2 separate regions of the Homo sapiens genome follow, and region 1 is linked to region 2. A link is a contact called in ENCODE Hi-C or POLR2A ChIA-PET data. All regions are on one chromosome and are shown on one strand. Each heading gives the region's core, a stretch centred on a gene start or an enhancer-like site at or near the end of the contact. The rest is flanking DNA. Distances are from core to core; before and after follow the strand shown.

The links. Hi-C counts contacts between places; a loop is a spot of excess contacts on that map. ChIA-PET counts read pairs that join two places held with the same protein, here RNA polymerase II (POLR2A). Pooled maps may share reads with other maps.
Region 1: a map of Calu3 shows a loop between it and region 2 (3-fold over the local background). The contact joins two enhancer-like sites. A Hi-C loop is called at or near these places in 6 of 168 maps with a recorded cell type or tissue (CD14-positive monocyte, Calu3, HepG2 and 3 more) and 5 of 50 pooled maps. POLR2A ChIA-PET finds 5 or more read pairs at or near these places in 5 of 52 experiments (H1, MCF 10A, activated CD4-positive, alpha-beta T cell and 2 more).

What each region holds. Positions count from the first base shown.
Region 1 is chr6:11,139,743-11,146,251 of GRCh38, forward strand. No RefSeq gene overlaps it. Among named protein-coding and RNA genes, the nearest start is that of ERVFRD-1, 31 kb to the left of the region's middle. RefSeq lists an enhancer at 4,683-4,732. Within about 2 kb of position 4,154, at least 4 of the 41 ENCODE cell types and tissues checked have a DNase peak (open chromatin) inside an H3K27ac peak, as active enhancers do; they include CD14-positive monocyte, where a contact is called at or near this core.
Region 2 is chr6:11,214,648-11,221,529 of GRCh38, forward strand. The region is part of intron 1 of NEDD9 (neural precursor cell expressed, developmentally down-regulated 9); the gene reads right to left. LOC124901256 (a long non-coding RNA gene) reads right to left here. Exons shown (of 2, transcript XR_007059449.1): 2 at 5,214-5,342. Among named protein-coding and RNA genes, the nearest start is that of NEDD9, 15 kb to the right of the region's middle. Within about 2 kb of position 4,209, at least 21 of the 41 ENCODE cell types and tissues checked have a DNase peak (open chromatin) inside an H3K27ac peak, as active enhancers do; they include CD14-positive monocyte, where a contact is called at or near this core.

The sequences.
Region 1 (6,509 bases), core at 2,904-5,403, 75 kb before region 2:
CCTCATCCTGGCCTCCCACCCCCTGGGCATCTCTACAAGTGCATTAGTTTATCTTGTGTAAGTAATTCAGCTGGATTGTAAGAATGATGCTGTTTACAAAGAACTTTGTGGGGGTTAGAGGAGGAAGGAGGGAAGGACAGCAAAAGCTTCACTAAGAATCTTGAAGAAAGGAGTTGGAGTTTTCCAAGTAGAGGATGAGGATTCTAGATAAAAGAATGTGCACAGGCAGTGTCATGGGAAGGTGCCTTGCTTGGAGAACTATAGATAGTTGGTCATTCCTGAAATAGAGAATGCACGTGTCCGGGGGTGGGGGTGGGGGTCCACTGTTTTGACAATAGAGATGTACAGTCTAGGTCACAAAAAGACTTTGTGTGCAGTGGCAAAGGCTTTGAAGTTCATGTCATATGGGACAGAGACTACTAAACTATTTTAAACAGAGAGCACTGATTTGCTTATTTAACATATGTTGAGTAGTCGACTAATCTTCCAGGCATCTGCACTAGTTGCTCGTGCTAACTGCAAGGAGGAGGACTGGTTGGAGGCACGATGGAAACAGGATGTCTCTTAACTGGTCCAAGCAAGAAAACAAAACTAATGGCAGACTGGAAAGGAGCAATGACCATGGGAAATTTGAGGATATGAAAAATCAATAGGACTTGAGATTAGATTGTGAAGGAGAAGGAGAAATGAAGGATGATTTCAACATTTAGCAGTTGATAACATGGGGGGATGCATACAGCAAGAGAAGTAGGTTTGGGATTGGGCATAGGGAGGTGGAAGATAGGAGTCCAGTTTTGGGCATACCATATTTGAATTTCAGGTGCTTATATGATATTACGTAGACAGAAATAACCAGTTGTACAAATAGTATGAGGGACATGGATTGAAAACACAGACTCAGTGTTATCACTATGTGTATGCATTTGAAGCTGTATGCAAAAATAGGATTCCCCAGGGTAGGGGGGTGGAATAAGAAGAGACCCAAGGTGACACTGCTGTGGTTTGAATGTTTTTGTTCCCTCCAAAAATTCATGTGTTGGAAACTTTATGCAATAGGGTTGGGAGGTGGGGCCTAATGGGAGGTGTTCAGGTCATGAGGGCCCTGATCTCATGAATGGATTAATGTCACTATAAAAAAGGCTTTCAGGCATGGGATCCCTTTTTTTTATTTTTTGAGATGGAGTCTCACTCTGTCTCCCAGGCTGGAGAGCAGTGGCACGATCTTGGCTCACTGCAACCTCTGCCTCCCGGGTTCAAGCGATTCTCCTGCCTCGGCCTCCCGAGTAACTGGGATTACAGGTGCCCTCCACCATGCCCCGCTAATTTTTGTATTTTTAGTAGAGACAGGGTTTCACCACATTGGCCAGGCTGGTCTCGAACTCCTGACCTCAGGTGATCCGCAGGTGTGGGCTCTCTTTTCTTCCATATGAGGACACAGTGTTCTTCCTCTGCGGAGGATATAGCAAGGAGATGCCATCTTGGAACCAGAGACCGAACCTGCCAGCACCTTGATCTTGGACTTCTCAGCCTCCAGAATTGTGAGAAATAAATTTCTGTCCTTTATAAATCACCCAGTCTCAGGTATTCTGTTATAGCAGCACAAAAAGAACTAAGGCTGTTAACAGTGTGGATATTTGTCCCCGCTAAACCTCATGTTGACATTTGATTCCCAGTGTTGGTGGTGGGGCCTAGCAGGAAGTGTTTGGATCATAGGGGAAGATCCCTCACGAAAGGCTTGGTGCCATTCTCTCAGTAGCGAGTGAGTTCTTGCTGTATTAGTTCCCAAGAGAGCTAGTTGTTAAATAAAGCCTGGCAGTTCCTCCCCAACCCCTGCTTCCTCTTCTCCATGCAATCCTGCACATGCAGGCTCCCCTTCACCTTCTGCCATGAATGGAAGCAGCCTGAGTTCCTCACCAGATGTCCAGTCTTCCAGCCAGTCAAGTCAAGAGCCAAATAAACCTTTTTTTAAAAAGAAAGAAAAAAAAAAAAAGAGGCTGGGGGCAGTGGCTCACGCCTGTAATCCCAGCACTTTGGGAGGCCAAGGTGGGCAGATCACGAGGTCAAGAGATGGAGACCATCCTGGCCAACGTGGTGAAACCCTGTCTCCACTAAAAATACAAAAATCAGCTGGGCGTGGTGGTGCACACCTGTAGTCCCAGCTACTTGGGAGGCTGAGGCAGGAGAATCACTTGAACCTGGGAGGTGGAGGTTGCAGTGAGCCGAGATTGCGCCACTGCTCTCCAGCCTGGCGACAGAGCGAGACTCCGTCTCAAAAAAAAAAAAAAACAAGAAAGAAAGAAATTACCCAGTCTCAGGCATTCCTTTATAGCAATACAAAACAGACTGAGACTCAGGCCTCTAAAGAACATTGGTATTTCTCAAAGAGGTTGGTAAAAATTTCTTAAAGAGACTGGTGAAAGAAGTTCATTAAGGACTCTGAGAAGGACTGGTAAGAGAACTGGAATATACATGAAGGATAGTAAGGTGCTAGAAGCAAAATAAAGAAAAAACTTGAAGAGCAAGTGTTCAACTGACATATATTGTAGAGTGATGTTGCTTGGATCCGACTTTCGAAGAAATTGTGCCAACAGGAGGCTATTGCAGTAGTTTATGCAAAAGATGACATGAGTCTGCAAGGCTGGTGGTAGTGGGGACAAATTGAAGAGATACTGATGGGAGTCAATTTGACAGGTTTTGATAATTGGTTAGATACAGGAAGTGAAAGACAAGGATTAGTCAATGGTGAATCACTGCTGGACACTGGGGTGGAATGTATTTGAGGGGACAGTTTGGGCATAATCCCAGGTGCGCGTAAGACCAGTGGAAATGGCCAATCCAGATCTTAGGATCTCAGTCAGAAGAACTGAGATCCCATCCAAATGCTATAACTTGACAGTTGGAAATTTATTTAACCTCCCTGTTTCCTGGTCTGCTAAATGGGAATGATAATATCTATCTCATAGGATTAATTTTTAAAATACCCATCAAGCATATTAATATATAGTAAGAAATCAGTAACTTCACTGTCCCCCTCCCTTCTCCTTATTCATCTTTTTAAGTGTAGAAACCTTCTTCTTCTTCTTCTTCCTCTTCCTCTTCCTCCTCCTCCTCCTCTTCTTCTTCTTCATCTTCTCCCTCTCCTTCTTTCTTCTTCTTCTTCTTCTTTTTTTTTTTTTTTTGAGACAGTCTCGCTCTTTTGTTCAGGCTGGAGTACGGTGGCATAATCTCAGCTGACTGCAACCTCCGCCTCCCGGGTTCAAGCAATTCTCCTGCCTCAGCCTCCCAAATAGCTGGGACTACAGGCTGCACCACCACGCCCAGCTAATATTTGTATTTTTAGTAGAGATGGGGTTTTACCATGTTGGCCAGGCTGGTCTTGAAATCCTGACCTCAGGTGATCCACCCACCTTGGCCTCCCGAAGTGCCGGGATTACAGGCAGGAGCCACTGTGCCTGGCTCCATATTTCTATCTCTTGAGCCAACTGCCTTCTCAGTCAGTTAAACACTGGTTAAACTCAGCATCTGCAAGGTCAAGCTTATGACTTTCTCCAAACCTGGTGTTCCTCCAGTGTCCCTATCCAGTGGCTTAAGTCGTCAGCCTGGGTATCATTCTTGATACTCTCTGATGTCCTATATCCAGCACATCATCAGGTCTTGTTGATTTTTCTTCTGAAGTAGCTCTTGAAACCATATACTTTCTTCCATTTTCTTATTACTGTCTGTAGGCCAGGTAATGTAGTGGTCATAAAATTAGACATAAATTGTGGTCTGTGAAATTAGACTTCTGTATGCCTCTTTTTTCATCTGTAAAATGGGTATTAATAGTAGTACCTATCTCATAGGGCTTTTGTAAGGCTTAAATGAGTCAATACACAAAGCATCTAGAAGTGTGCCCAGCATATATCGGTTATTCCCTACCATGATAATGCTCACTTGGGCCACTGCAGTAGTGGCTGTTTCAAATCACTACAGCCCATCTTTAGTATTTTCTCTTATCGTTACCGAGAATGAGCTTTTCACAACTCAAATTTGTCTTCTTGCTTAGAACATGTGAATAGGTTCCCATTGCTCCTAGAAAAAAGGTAGAAAAGCTTCGACATGCCGGTGACATGCTGCACGGCTTCATTTGCTGCCTCGTCATCCTCTTACTCTACATGCTCATGGCCACATGAGTCATCGTTCAGTTGCGCAAACATGCTGTCCTCACTCAGACATCCCCACCCTACTCACTGGATCCTTCCACTGGCCGTGCCCCTCACTCACAAACTTGCCTTCTCTCTCCTTATCTTCCAGTCCTTCTTTCAATTTCAGCACACAAATCACTTTCTCAGGGAAGTGTTCTTTGAACACAGCCCCCTTTCCAGACAAAGAGTTTGTCTGGAAAGACAAACTGTCACAGAGAAGTCTTCCTTTCCCTCAGTGGCCTGATCCCAGACAAGAATTGAACATTTGTTGGTGGATTTTTTTAAATTAAGTGCCACCATTCCCACTATGTTGAATTAATTAAACAATATTTCAATATAAAGTAGAACTTATATCAAAATAACATTTTAGCCTGCAATCTTTTTATTGGAATCTGAGAGTGTAAAATATAAAAGATGCCTTATTCCTGCCTAATGAGAATCTCCTGAAAGTGGCGATTTTCTTTAATCAGCAAACACAAAAGTGTATGTTAATGAGATACATATTTTTCAAGCCCCCTAATTCTGCATCTTCTGTGTCCATTTCACTCCTTCATCTCTTCTGCAAAGGTCAAAGGATCCTGTCCAGTGCTGCTGGAACAGCAGCTTGTGACCACGAGGTGGCGACAGTTTTCAAGAGTTGGCAGGTGAGGACGCCTTCTATTCCGGTCTGGTCAGGGGTGTGCTCCTTTAGAAGGGTGTCACTGGATGGAAATTTGTTTGGTAATTATGTGGCACCCTGTTTTGTGTCATAGGCATTTTACCTAGCCTTCTTTACCTAAAGCGGCTGGGGCGAGCATAGAAGCTGTTGATCAAACTGGAGCACTTGAGAGTGAATGGGAGGAGAGTGGACTATACATCATTGGGCCAGGACAACAGATACAAACCAGGATTGTTCTGGCCACACAGGGGCATCTTTTTTCTCCCTCTAAAGCCAAGTCAGGGGACAATATTTACAGTCTCTCTGACACCTACTGATGAAGGCTTGAAGTTGGAGAGAAAAGGAGCGCTCCCAAATAGCATTTGAATTTTATCTCCCTGTGTAGAACTCCAGAAAGCAAATCATTTCAGAAAATGAGTGAGGAGAGGATGATTGATTCAAAGGCTCACATATTTATTTGTTGGAGTCAGAGAAACCCTACCTTTGGTGAGATGTTTTGAAAATAATAAAGTTTATTTTTTTTTTTTAATTTTGTTTTGAGACGGAGTCTTGTTCTGTGCCCAGGCTGGAGTACAGTGGTGTGATCCTGGCTCACTGCAACCTCCACCTCCCAGGTTCAAGTGATTCTCCTGCCCCAGCCTCCAGAGTAGCTGGGACTATAGGCATGAGCCACCACTCCTGGCTAATTTTTGTATTTTTAGTAGAGATGAGGTTTCACCATATTGGCCAGGCTGGTCTCGAACTCCTGACCTCAGGTGATCTGCCTGCCTCGGCCTTGCAAAGTGCTGGGATTACAGGCGTGAGCCACTGTGCCCGGCCTAAAATAGTAAAGCTTTGTGTTGAAGTACCTCTCATTTGCAAACTCCTTTCGCGTATACTGCCTTCATTGAACTTCACAGCTCTGTGAGGGGTAAGGAAGGAAGGAAAAGTCTTATCCTTACTTCACGGGTAAAGAAATTGAAGTGCAATTTCTTGGCCATGGATGTGATAAGTGCAAACCCTGGGCTTCTGCCTTGTTGCTTAGAGAAGGGGAGATACTTAAAGCATTCAAATCACTGTATGTCATTCAGCACAAAGGAAAATGAACGCATATTCAAATGCAAACACAAGATGAAACCCTAATTTATATGAGCATACCTGGCTGGATAAACTAATGAGAGAGTATTGGTGTAGCACTGGCTTTCCCTCACTCCATACGGACTCAACAGGTTTGGGCTCACTGGGGTTCTAAATCTGGATTGTCCAGCAAGGAGGACTTGCACAGGGTTTGGAGGAAAGGTGCATTTAACAAGAGCAAGTGGCCTGTGAGCAATGTGGTTGGATTCCCAGGGGTTAATAGTAGAAACCTGCACCCCGTGTCCACATAGTCTGGAAGGTGGTAGGTCTCTAATGAGGGTGGCTTGCGGATACTCGGTATCTGAATGCTAAGCTCTGGCTTTGGAAACTGTAGCCATGTTTTCTGTGGCCACCTTGGACCCAGGGAGTGATGCTTTGAGCAGTAAGGTGGACCCCATAGGGCCGGATGACGAGCATCTCAGTGACAGCGCTGACAACCTGAAGAGCGCAGGCTGTTGCTAAGTTTTCTGGATTGTGGAGGACCCTTCAGGCTCTTAGGGAGAGGGAGATATGTTGCCAGTAATGACTTACATTGAATGTCTCACTAACCC
Region 2 (6,882 bases), core at 2,959-5,458:
GGAGGCCTTTCAAAGGCTCGGAAGATTTCATTTCTTGGCATTAGTAAAGTTTCCCAGCACGCGGGCAGCCATTCCCGCATGTCTGCCCCCTTCCCAGAGCACAGCGAAGTCGGGGACGTTGTTGATTCAGCACAAGCCCTCGGAACACTAAAAGTGAACTCTAATGCTTTGTTAAGATGTTTGGATGCACTTAATGTCATTGAGGTGGGGCTCATTTATGGAAGAAAGGATTACGGATTGGATGGGGCAGGTTCATGACTTTATTTTATACCATGACATATTCGTGGGATTTTCGGCTGTCATTGTCTGAGCTTTTGCTGTCTATTTTCTTCTCTAGCAACGTGGACTTGATCATTCAGCCTCGTGCTTTTCATTTCTTTGCAGCTGACTTGCACTACTCGCGTCCCCTTGTGCTAGCCCCATTGCCACGGGTCCTGTGTGTTTTCCGCTCTGGAGGGCTGTGCAATGGAAGGGATCTGCCCTCTATTCAGTAGTTGGGACGGGTCCAGTTCTGCTGCTGTGAGCCAGGTTCCTCTTAGCCAGGGCAATTAAAAGAGATAAAGCCATAGAGGACAGTCCTCAGGAAGCTTTGTGATACTCTTCAAGAATAAGGTTGAAGTCCTTTTTCTTGACAGTTATGAGATCCAGGAAGTGTGAGACACAGAGAGGTGAGCGGCCAGGGAAGCTAAAGGGAAACTGAGGAGTGCATATTTCAGGGGAAGGTTTCACTGGGTAGTTAATATTCCAGGAGGCGCTGGGTTTCATCTAACAATGAAAAGTTCACATACATAAAGAAAAAATCAGGCAGCAGTTTCCCCTGTTCATGGAACCATTTAAGGATGGTGTCATAATCCTAAAATTGTCTCTGTTTCTCTTCTCCCATCTTTTGGGTATTCTGTATTTTACAAGAGAAGTCATAGAGTTACAGAGGACAAGATTCTGGTCCTTTTACTAAAATGACCTCCAGGAAATGACTCCACCAGAGCTGTACTGAGATTATTAAGTGAGGAGATAGCTGACCACTCTGGCCTCTGTCTGTCCCTTTCTTCTGGGCCCATTCAGCAATCGGGAAGCCCCCACATGAAATCAGAAGCAACAGAGTCGGGCTAGTTGTATGGGAGCTGAGGGTTGGTAGCTGTGCAATTATACTGGCTACAAAGAAGGGAAAGAAGAGAAACAGAAAACAGTAGAAAGGCAAAGGGCTACAGATCTAATCAGCATAAATCAGCTCAAGGCATTCGGAATTGGGCCACTTCCAACTCCAAGAGCACCATGAGGCACTGAAGTGGAGCACCGGAGCATGCTTGATCAGAGGCAGATAGAAATCCCCGTGCGAGAGTCGTCCTGGGCGTTCTTTGTCTCCTGCCCCAGTAACCTTCTTACCACCTGGTGAGCAGCTGGCTAATGTTTCTACACTGGCCTGTGAGCTGCTTCTTGGGGGAAACTCTCAGAGCCCCACAGTCTGGGCTAATGTGGGCACCGCAGGTGAGTCCTCCTGACTGGTTGTCAGGACTTCCCAGCAGTCCTCCTCAGTGCCCATAGAGATTAGGTTTCAGGCACAGCTTGTCAGTGCTGTTAGTAGCCAGGACCCCGGCACCAGCCTATTCACACACCGATACATATTCTCAGCCTTGGCCGAACAGGAGTATGAGTTATTTAATATCTGCGCAAGCTACAGAGAGCCAATGTCTACATCCAGCCACTCTCCTAAACCGAAGCTTACGGCTCCAGGGACCTTTAGAGATCACCTGGACACAATGCCCTTGTGTCACAGATGAGGAAATAGATTTGAAGTTTATCATTTGCCCAAGACCACACTATTGGCAGCGATGGAAAGAGAATTGCGTTCTTTCAGTTTAATCCTCTTTCCAGAACTTTAAGCTACCTTAGCTCAGCCACGCAGCATCCTTGTTACTGGGCTCAGTTCCATTATATGATAAAGTTCTGAAGAGGAGCGGTTCTTCTTTTTGTGTCTATGGAATAAATTGGATATTTGCGGTCTTAGGTTCTAGCTGTGTTACTTTGCCAGGCAACAGCATCCCTTTGGGCCTTAGTTTCCCGGTCTTTGGTAAGCTATGGTGATGTTTTATTTAATTTGCTAGATGGCCCTTGGGCTTCAGGCTCCCTCCCCGCCTTGCCTCCTTTCCATTTGCAGTCCAGGCTTGGTCCTATTCCAATGATGCTATTATATATGTTTTGTACCTATCTGATATTTATCTTGCTCAGGATTACATTTCAGAAGAACTGTTATCTTAAAGCAGTATATTTCTGAATTATGAATGAGTTCTTGTCACTGCAACCTCTTGTTGAGTATCTGCCTACAAACAGCAATAGTGAAACCATTGGTTGCATTCAAGGGAACTTCTGAGACAACATATTAATAATGATACTACTTGATAAATTATGGATAAATGTCATCAGATTCCAACACAGATAATACATCAGCAGGTAGGAAAAGGCATGAGGCAGGAGTTGGACTTTCGAAAAGATTTGGTGTTGGTGCAAGGTTTCAGTAAGACCATAACAGCCAAATGAATTTCAGCTGGACCATAAACCATCTCATTCAAAAGTGCACATCAGTCGTAATAGGAAAATCAAGAATGAATTCTTCTGGCAAGGAAGTGGAGGGATCCTCTCCTTCAGTGCAAAGGTGTGATTCCTTGAGCCACAAAGTCAGAAGCTGATGATCTGCTATCTTAGAAAAACCCCAGAGAGGCAGTTTAATCTACTCAAGATGTACTCTTTCTCCTGCCCACTCACCCCCTTGGATATTTATCTCCAGGGTAGGGAAGGTCAACACAGAAACAAATCAAGGAGAGATAAGAGAGCTATGTAACTCTATATTCACTTGGATGGTTAGTCTCCAAAGGCTGGCAGTTAGCAGTGCAGCTAGAGCTTGGCAAAACACCAAAACAGTTAGGGCACAGAACTTGAAAGCCAGAAGGAACTTTAAACAATTACCGTCCAACCCTTTCACTTTACAAAAGAAAAAAATGAGCCTCAAGAAGTTAATGATTTGCCAGCTCACCTGGCAAGAAAGTCTTAGAGCTGAGACAGGAATTCAGGCCTCTTGTCTTCAGGTCTAGAATTAGGACAGAATTTAGTCAAGTGAAATACAGGTGCAACACAAGCTGTGGCTCTAATCAGGATTGCAAATCAGCATTTAGGATCATGAGCCCTATCTGAGGGAACCCTGATTGCAGCAGCCTCTAGCCTTGATCCCCAGCCCAAGCTTCCTTGAAACTGTCTTCTTCTGGCCTCCACGATACCACTTTTTCGTTCTCTGTCTTCTCTTGACCACTCTCATCCTTATTCTCCACTGGAGACTAAATCTTTTTCCCATCCCTAAAGTGATCATGTTCCAAAGAGATTTGTCCTTTGCACTTTCCTCTTCTCAGCTATGTGCTTACGCTCTACAGGAGGATGGCATCTGAACACACAGATAATTCCTAAAGCCATAGTCTTCGCTGGATATTTCTTCTGCATTCCAGTCCCTTATATCCAGTCTAATGGGCATCTTCCTCTCTAAAAGCAAGTGCAAACACCTTTTTCTCCTGCTTTGCTTTGCTTGGTTAACAGCATGCACACAGCTGTGCAGTAAGAGCCGCAGAGGTTTGCTGTGTCTCTTCATGACCTGCAACCCATCTGGGGCCCTGCTTTCCACCTCACTGCCACCCTTCATTCAGGTCTTCAGCAACTTTTTTTTTTTTTTTTTCTGTAGCACAGAAATTGCTTCCCAATTGGCTTTCCTGCATTAAATTCCTTCCTCCCTCGAAACCCATCTTCCATTTAACCAGAATGGGTATCTATTCAAAGGCTGTTTCCTTTCCCAGTTCTCGATCATACTATTTCTTTACAGTACAACTTGGATTGCCCTGTTCAAGACTGTGAACTCCTTAAGTTCAGAGATGCAAATTCCTTTTGCATTTCCAGAACTTTACCCCAGTATCCGAAACAAAATATAGACTCAGTAAATGTTTGCTAAGTTGAAATGGATTCTGGACTCTGATTTCCTCATTGTCTGCAGGGAGGGTGAAATTGTTGTACTTAGAGAATTCAGCAAGACATTTGGTTAGAATTTTCAGATGGAAGTGGGGAAAATGAATGAACCAGAAAGAGAAATGTCATGTCCAAGTCACTCAAGCCTCACAGCCAGAGACTATGGGAGACAGACAGCAGGAAAGGGCCTGCCCCTCCCTATTTAAACAGGATAATGACGCAGATCGGGAGCCTGACCCCCCTGAAACTAGTGTTCGCAACTACGGAGCAAACAGGAAGGCCAAGAGGAACTGACCATCCCAGTGAGATTAAACACAATGGTCTCTTTTAAGAGCCTTTCTCCCTTCAGTGTAGCAATCTGCTTTTGGCACTAGGTGACAGAGCACCATTCAAACACTTTGCCAGACCACTTGGGTTCTGCTGTTCCTGGTTCCCAAGCTATGCCTGAGGAGTGGGAAGAAAATACTGTACAGTTGACCAGAACGCTGGTACAGAGAGCTCTAGGACACATGACGGCTTCTACCCCTCACCCCACCTCCAACTCCTCCCTGCCTTTTTTCCCTTCCCTCACTGCTATCAAAATGTCAAGAAAGCTTATTACTCCTATGTCAGAGAAACGATCTGCTTTTCCAAATACGGAGAGGTGTGACTTGTAGTTTCCATGACCACTCATGCGGTCGTTTGAAGAGAAATGAGACAGAATGTCTGGTGTATCACCCCACTAAGACTGATAGCATCATCAATGGCCCGGCTTCCTCTGATTATTTTTACTTCATTCTATATTTGTCATGCAGGGGATCCTGCCATGGCCTCAGGGTTGCCCCATTCTCAATGACATGATTTTCCTGTACCCAATCCCCCAAAACTTTAGCCTGGACTCTTGTGGGTTTGCATGCCTGCATGCGCAAATGCATGCATGCAGAGGACAGACCCTGAGAAACAGACACATTCAAGGAAATGGCCATCATCAAGGAAGTCAGTCCTAAGGCAGGCAGCTGAGGGATGAACATTGTCAAGGTCAGTCTCAGGGCACAACAGGGAAGAGAAAGAAAGGCTCACGTGCTTTTGTGCATACTGACGAAAACCGGCTTTGGTCTGAGAACTGCAAACCATTTTGGCTACATTTCTCCTTTCCTTCCCACCATCACCTTTGGGATAGAGGGGGATGTGGGCTTTCCCCAGAGAAGGAAACAGCCATAGTCAGAAAACATGGATATCTGTAAGTGTCAGGATTTTAATTCTCAGAATACTTGGTTTACACTTAGGTTCTTGCATCTGAAGATCTGGAATGTCGAATTTTTTGAGTTGGTTCCTCTTGAGATTATGAAGTCACAGGCATGAAGCTTTCAATACAGGAGACAGAAGATATGATAAGTTATGATATAATATAAGATATGCTAATTTTTTCCCAGTACTATTTGTCGACTGTGTTCTGACACACTTTTCACTAGGTGAGCTGAATGGAGCTCACAGAAAGGCAAAAGCAGGACCCCACTTTGTCCCACTAATCCCTGGCATCCTTCTGCCCACTGCTGAGAGGTGTTCAACATTTCCCACAAGGCCTCCTGTGGCACCCAGACTGCATTTCAGGCAGTAATTTTTATTTTCTGGGAAGTGCTTCTTCTAGACCCCTATGACAGTTACAAAGCTTATAGGAGTATCTTGGACCCCCCCGCCGAATCTTGACGTCATTCACTTTGCCCCGAGTCCTCAAGTTTTCTTAGATTTTCCAGCTTTGTGAACTTTAGCTATAGCATTCTCTTTTGAGCATGTCTGAGTGGGAGAAGGTTTGAGAAATGTGACATTAAATACTTGCCTCCCGAAGGTACTCTTTGACATGGCAAGAGAAGCTGTTAATACTCCCTGGATGTGCTGTGGGGCAGCGCCCTGTGTGTGGTTGTAGATCCAGGGCTTGGAATCTTAACATCTCTTCCACACTGGCCAATCCTGTCTGATGAAGGATCATTTGGAACCCAGCACTATTTTGGTGGCTCATATACCAAAGTGAAGTTACTTTTTGAGGACTGGTGAAAAGATCTGATGCTCACTGCAAATTTGGATATTTGGATCTCAGAAAGAAATCTCTCTCTGACCAGATTTGGTAACATGATATGGACAGCATAGCTGTGCAATTACAAAGGGGTTCCTCAAAAGCTGGGTTCCTCTCCTTCCCCATACTTGAATGAATGCCATCTATTCTTGCTTGATTTAGGGTTCGTGCTGGACAGACACATTCATATGCTAGGATTTGTTTACTATGTAACCAACAAAATCTTAGGGCAAAGAGTTAGTAGGCAGATTTGCATATATGTGTGTATACGTGCAATGTCACAGTCAACTTCTATTATTTCCTGGCCCACGGTGGAAGATGAATTTGACTGCTGAGTTCTTTTTCACTCATCTGTGGTCTTTGGGTTTACCGAAGCAACTCCTGAGAATCTTAAAGAAGGTGGAGGCCGCGCACGGTGGCTCACACCTGTAATCCCAGCACTTTGGGAGGCTGAGGTGGGCAGATTGCCTGAGCTCAGGAGTTTGCGACCAGCCTGGGCAACATGGTGAAACCCCGTCTCTACTAAAATACAAAAAATTAGCCAGGCATGGAGGTGTGCACCTGCAGTTTCAGTTACTCGGGAGGCTGAGGCAGGAGAATTGCTTGAACCTGGGAGGCGGAGGTTGCAGTGAGCTGAGATCACGCCATTGCACTCCAGCCTGGGTGACAGAGCGAGACTCTGTCATAAAAAAAAAAAAAGAAAAAGAAAAAGAAAAAAAGAAGGGGGAAGAACACCTAGGTTTTTTATAGGTATTAGAACCAGAAGTCACCCATACCTTGACCAGAGTTGATTAGAGTAGAATTTCAGAGTAAGAAGGAACCATTCTAACCCA